Linked DNA regions of Homo sapiens: region 2 is linked to region 1. A link is a contact called in ENCODE Hi-C or POLR2A ChIA-PET data. All regions are on one chromosome and are shown on one strand. The core of a region is the stretch at or near the end of the contact, and the rest is flanking DNA. Distances in the headings are between cores, read along the strand shown. Region 1 holds the start of PAGE4 (PAGE family member 4). Region 2 holds the start of USP27X (ubiquitin specific peptidase 27 X-linked).

Region 1 (2,795 bases), core at 112-2,611:
TCCTTGCTCAATGTCTCATTAATGTGATTTAGTTTGCAACTATTTTCAGCAGGGAAGTCCTTTATATAACAGATCTATATTGGTTAACAATGTTTTAGATTTTCTTTCAGAAAAATACATTTCTGCCAATGGAAATAAGATACTGAAATGTACTCACAGCCACGAATGCAACCACATCGGGAGCCTCCTGACCATCTCCTCTTCCTCTGGATCTTGATCTCACTCGTGCACTCATCGCTGCAACTAGAAGATCGTGAACTGAAGACTGCAATAAAAAGGAGTAATTATACTTGACTCTTTCCATGGCCATCTGCTGATTGTAATTTTTTTTAATTTTGTGAGATTTCCATAATAGGTCCTGAGTTAATAATAACTACGCCTGGTTTCCAATCACATCAAATAAATCTATCTGCAAACTGCTTTGTTTCTTCCACAGCCAGCTCGGCAGAGAAGTGATCTTCAAGTCCTAGATCAAAACATGGGGTCTTTCCTAAAGAGACTTAATTTCATAACTAAACTCCATTATGAAGAGATTTTTTAATATACAGCCACCCCAGGTCCCCTCCTCCCCAGGTCCCCACTGAGAACTCCGAAACCTGTCCTCTTTCGGCAGTTTCAGGTGCCTCTGGGACTCAAAGATACCTCAAAAAGTACCCCCCAAGTTTTGCTCCATCTGATCCCTCTCCCCTCCGTGGCCCAACTTCCTCCCTCGCCCCAGCCCTGCCACAACCACAAGGTCATGGCGGCGCCACCACCTGTGAGGCCCTTCCTCCTCCGAGGCCACGGACTGTGCTGCCCGACCCTCCTGAAGCCCACCAGCTCCTCTTCACACTTAAACTCCCATGGAGGAACGATCGGTGGACCCACCCACTGAGTCTCAGTCTCAGGTGAAAGAGTCCCGACAATTGGAATGCAAACGGCACCCTCACAGCTCCGCGGCAGTTCACCTCGTGGGTGAAGGGGCTGATGGGAAGACCCCCAGTGAACACGAGCACTGAGGCAGGCGCTGTCAAGCGCGGGCTGTCCCACCCTTTCCCTGGCCCCCACTGAGGACCCCAGCATCCGTCCTTTATGGACAGTTTCATATGCCTCCAGGACTCAGATAGTGTCCCGCTCCAAAACTCACAGCATCTTGGCTGACCCTCCTCCCCTTCATGGCCCTCCTTCCTCCCCTGTCCCTGCCCCGCCGCATAGCTGCCTGCTAGGAGAAGGATGATGACCTCGAGGCCCTTCCTTCTCTGAGGCCAGGGACCACAGTGCCCGACCCACCAGAAGCCCGCCGGCCCACTCACTCACACCTGTTCTCACTTACACTTGAGTCAGCAGAGAGCCTGGCGAAGAATGAAGGGAAGAGAAGTGGCACCTACCTACTTCTGCCTCCTTGTTTAGACCTCAGCAGTGTCAACCCCACCAGCCAATCCCAAACCTCGGGGGTGTGTCACGTGGGTTGTCTTTCCAGCCCTCTCCCGCCTCCTAGAGGCTCTGTGCCACCTGGAGGAAGGGCCTGCTCGGTGCTGAGAAGGGCTTGTTTCTGGCTTCTGGCCCCTCCTGCAAAATGTTCTGTCCTTCTGGATCTAGGAATGTTCCCAGCTCTGCATTTCACCTGCAAATTTACCCTTTAATTTTTTCTCAGTGCTGCTACCTCAGTGGCCCTTAAGAGGGTATTCAGTCTTCCCAGAGATGCGTGAAAGCTTAGGTTCTCAGAGAGTGCAAAGCCATTTTAAGCATGATAGGAATCCAGAAAAAAATGTAAAGGAGAAGGATGATAAACCCACATACATAAATAAGCCTAAACATTTGCACAAAAATCCAGGCCAGGTGCGGCAGCTCATGCCTGTAATCCTAGAACTTTGGGATGCTGAGGTGGGTGGATTTCTTGAGCCCAGGAGTTCGAGACCATCCTGGGCAACATGGCAAGACCCTGTCTTTACAAAAAATACAAAAATTAGCTGGGCATGGTGGTGCACACCTGTAGTCCCAGCTACTTGAGAGGCTGAGGTGGGAGGATAGCTTGAGCCCAGGAGGTTGAGGTTGCAGTGAGCCAAGATCACACCACTGCACTCCAGCTTGGGCAACAGAGCAAGACCCTGTCTCAAAAAATAAAAAATCCTGTGACCCAGCATTTCTACTTCTAGGACTTTAATGTTAAGGAAACTGTCTTGAATGTTGACAAATATTCCTTGCTTGGCCAAACTTTTAAGTCAGGCTTCTGAAACTTCTCCTCCTAGGCCCATCTGTGCATTTCCTTGTAAAACCCAGTTTTAGCAAAGAGCCCTGCTAAGTCAATGTGGCATGAACCCTCCATCCTCAATATCTGATCATACTTGCTATCGCATGGGGTTCTTCATCTTCCACCATCCCCCAGGTGATGTCTGATTCCCCTTGGCCTGTCTTCAGCAAGAATCCTGCTAGGTGGGTTTAGCCAGAATCCCCCTTACCCCTGATGTTTCCTTTTAGTAATTTTCCACCCACGGACCGCCATACTGCTCCTTCGCTATACATTCCCACTGGCCTGCGCTGTATTCAGTATTGAGCCCAATCTCTCTCCCCCACTGCAAGATCCCATTGCAATGGTCCCTATACCCATCACCACAGTCCTAAATAAGGTTTTCCTTACTGTGCTTTAACAACTACCACTGAATGTTTTTTTTCTTTAACCATGTGAACAAAAATTTGGATACATGGGACTTCCAAAACAGCTTAATTTATAATAGCATGGTCATGGACTTGCTATATAAGTAAATTATGGCACACTTGAAAATGAAATATGGGTGACTACCAAAACCAGTGCTGAA
Region 2 (2,754 bases), core at 111-2,610, 50 kb before region 1:
TGCCTGTGCAGGACATCTAACGCTGCAATGAGGAACTCGTGGGCATCCTGTTGCCTGTACCCTGCTAAATGGCGGGCATGTATCCACACCAGGTGCAGTAACTTATAGGGCACATGAGGAGACGGGTTTCCAGAATACAACTCCCGAAACAGCGACGACATCTCACAGACCAGACACAACTCGGGACTCGGCATCTCACATCGGTGCCTGTCAGAGAGAAAGAAATCTCTCAGTATCGGCGTGTGGGTGAGGGCCTGGACAATGCAGTTCATAAAGCACGTGTTGCCAAGATTGATGAGTCCTCTTAAACCGATCGTAAAGCTGGAGGTGATTCTTCTTCTCCTCGGGTTGTGCCCCAGCAGTTCTAATTCTGGTTTGGTTGTTTCCCAGGTTGGGAATTTCTCACCAAGGCCTGGCACTGAACACTGCTGGTGAGAAACCTCTGTTGAGGTGGAGGCTTGTAATTTCAAAGCTTCTCCTTGCTCTTCTTTGGCAATTTGCTCAATGTCTTTGTCATATACATAGTCCTTACACATAAAGCAGTATATACCTCCGTAATACAGGTCTACTGCTAAGTTGTGTTGTTTCGTCTCTGCGTGCTCGTGAATGTGTTTCTCCGTGAAGCAGCCAAAGAAGACACAGGAAAGGCAAGAGTGGAGTCTGTTCAGATGGGTGCCACACACATGGCAGATGCAGGACTTTGCCTTGCTTTTCCTGGTCTCTGGGGTTCCACACCACACGAAGCACTGGTAGATAACCCGCAGTTCCTGCCTCCAGTTCTCTCCCACCTTAAAGCTGTTCACGTGAGAACAGCCTGGTGGCCCCACGGCAAAATCCACATCCAGGCATCCGCCCCCAGGGCCGCGCCGGGGCCGGGGCCGGGGCGGGGGCCGGGGCCTAGGCTGCGGCGGGGTACGGAGCCGGGTCTGGGGCCGGGGCCGGGGTCGGCGGCGCGGCGCACGACTGCGACGCGGAGAGGGATCGGGGGGCCGCGGTGGATCGGAGGGAAGGGTGGGGGGAGGAACCTCGTCGCTGTTGCCGCCACCGCCGCTCCGCGCTGGGTTCTCATCCTCCAGCTCCTGCTTCGGCTCCTGCTCCGCCTCCCGGACCGGCTCGGGTTCGGGCTCCAGCTTGAGCTCAGCCCGGCGGCCCGGACCCTCCGCCGTCTCCACCTTCCCAGCGGCGTCCACCTTCCCCGCCGTCTCCACCTTCTCGGTGGCGTCCACCTTCCCCGCCGCCTCCGCCTTCCCCGCCGCCTCCGCCTTCCCCTCCACCTTCGCCTCCGCCTCCACCTTCCTCTCCGCCTTCTCCGCCGTCTCCGCCTCCTCTACCTCCTCCGCCTCCACTGGCGGCGGCTCCTCCCCCTGCTCGCAGGGCTCGGGCGGCCACTGGGCGTGGCGGCGCGGGGGCCACGCAGACCTGGGGTGTCCCCCGCCCGGCCTGAGGGAGCGCGGTGGCTGTGGCAGCTGGACCCAAAAGGGACTTTCACTGAAGGAGGCGGCGGCGGAAGCAGGCGACGCCCCCGGGAATCCTCCCGCCGAAGCCCCCTAGTGGAGGCTGCTTCTGCAGCCAGGCCCCGTTTCCTTTAATTCAGTATTTTCCAAACTTGCTTGTTCACGAGAATCACGTGGGGAGCGTGTTAAAATTACAGATTCCTTGGCTCCACCCGCAGGCCTACTGAATCAGAATCTCGAAGGGAGGTACTCCGGAACCTGTATCTCTAACTAGGGCCCCAGAGGCTGCTTATGATCAGGCAAGTTTGGGAAACACAGCTCTAATTCATTGAGGCTGGCGGGAAGGGGGGCGGGGACCGCGCAGTCTCTTTAAGGCGCTTCCAGCTCTCGGCTCCAATCGCTGCTCTGACCCCCTTCATCGTCTCCTCCCCTCTCCTCGTCCTTCCCCTCGTCTATGCAGGCTTCCCTCGGCCACTGCGGGGCTGGGGGCCGAGCGGGTGCCAAGTCCAGAAATGTTTCTGAGGCTGTGAAATGTCCCCTCTGAGGGGGGTCCTAGGGAGCGCAGGCAGAAGCCGTGACAGGCCATCATTTCGGCGGCCGAGCCTGCCTCTAGCCTCGTCCCTGTCTCCCTTCCCACGCCAGGTCCTGCGCTTCCCGAAAAGGATGAAGCTCCAGCTGCAGTTCTGGGGAGGCCTGGACCCCAGCTCCGGGGGGGCCGGGCTACCAAGGCCGCTGGGCCTGGAGAGGCGCGTCCCTGGCCCATCTTATCAGCGCTCTGCAGGGTCTGGGCCTGCTGCTCGCGTCCTCCTGGGCTCCCAAGGCCACGGGTGGGTTAATGGCTTGACAGCCGGCCTCCTGGCCCAGCAGACGCTGAGCAGCCCGATGGCACAATCCACCTCTTCTCTCCAAGGCCAGCTGGAGGGACGAGGCACGACAAGGCCATCCCTACAGCTGGCACTTCCCCTACAGCTGAGAGGGGGCCTAAACTACAGGACACACTCCCAAGACCCTTAAGCCCTGGCAGCATCCCGGGGGAGGGGGGCAGCAGGTGGAAGTGGAAAGAAGCCTGTGGAGCTGCCAGCAGGGAGAGGGAGTCGGACATGAGGCTGAGAGGCCTCTGGGAACCCCTGTGCCAAGGGGCTGCTGGCACTGGGCAGCAGCACCCCAGAGCCCACGAGGAGTGTGCCCAGAGCAAGTGGCTCAGACCTGGGTCATGGCTCGAGGGTGTCGGGCTGTAGCTGCTGGTCCCAGAGAGTGCAGCCCAGGGCAGGCATCAGGACAGGAGTAGGAGGAGAAAGAG

Evidence for each region. Hi-C counts contacts between places; a loop is a spot of excess contacts on that map. ChIA-PET counts read pairs that join two places held with the same protein, here RNA polymerase II (POLR2A). Pooled maps may share reads with other maps.
Region 2: a loop to region 1 is called in a map of posterior vena cava, with 4 times the contacts of the local background. The contact joins the promoter of USP27X here to the promoter of PAGE4 in region 1. A Hi-C loop is called at or near these places in 1 of 168 maps with a recorded cell type or tissue (posterior vena cava), 2 of 37 single-sample maps with no recorded cell type and 1 of 50 pooled maps. POLR2A ChIA-PET finds 5 or more read pairs at or near these places in 3 of 52 experiments (HEK293T, HepG2 and WTC11).

The regions. Positions count from the first base shown.
Region 1 is chrX:49,827,869-49,830,663 of GRCh38, reverse strand. It overlaps PAGE4 (PAGE family member 4), which reads right to left and starts at 1,361. Exons shown (of 5, transcript NM_007003.4): 1 at 1,313-1,361; 2 at 158-265. The coding sequence starts at 235. RefSeq lists an enhancer at 957-1,457.
Region 2 is chrX:49,878,090-49,880,843 of GRCh38, reverse strand. USP27X (ubiquitin specific peptidase 27 X-linked) reads right to left here and starts at 1,360. Exons shown (of 1, transcript NM_001145073.3): 1 at 1-1,360. The coding sequence starts at 536. It overlaps USP27X-DT (USP27X divergent transcript), which reads left to right and starts at 1,488. Exons shown (of 2, transcript NR_026742.1): 1 at 1,488-1,753; 2 at 2,097-2,754. RefSeq lists silencers at 1,009-1,088, 1,129-1,538.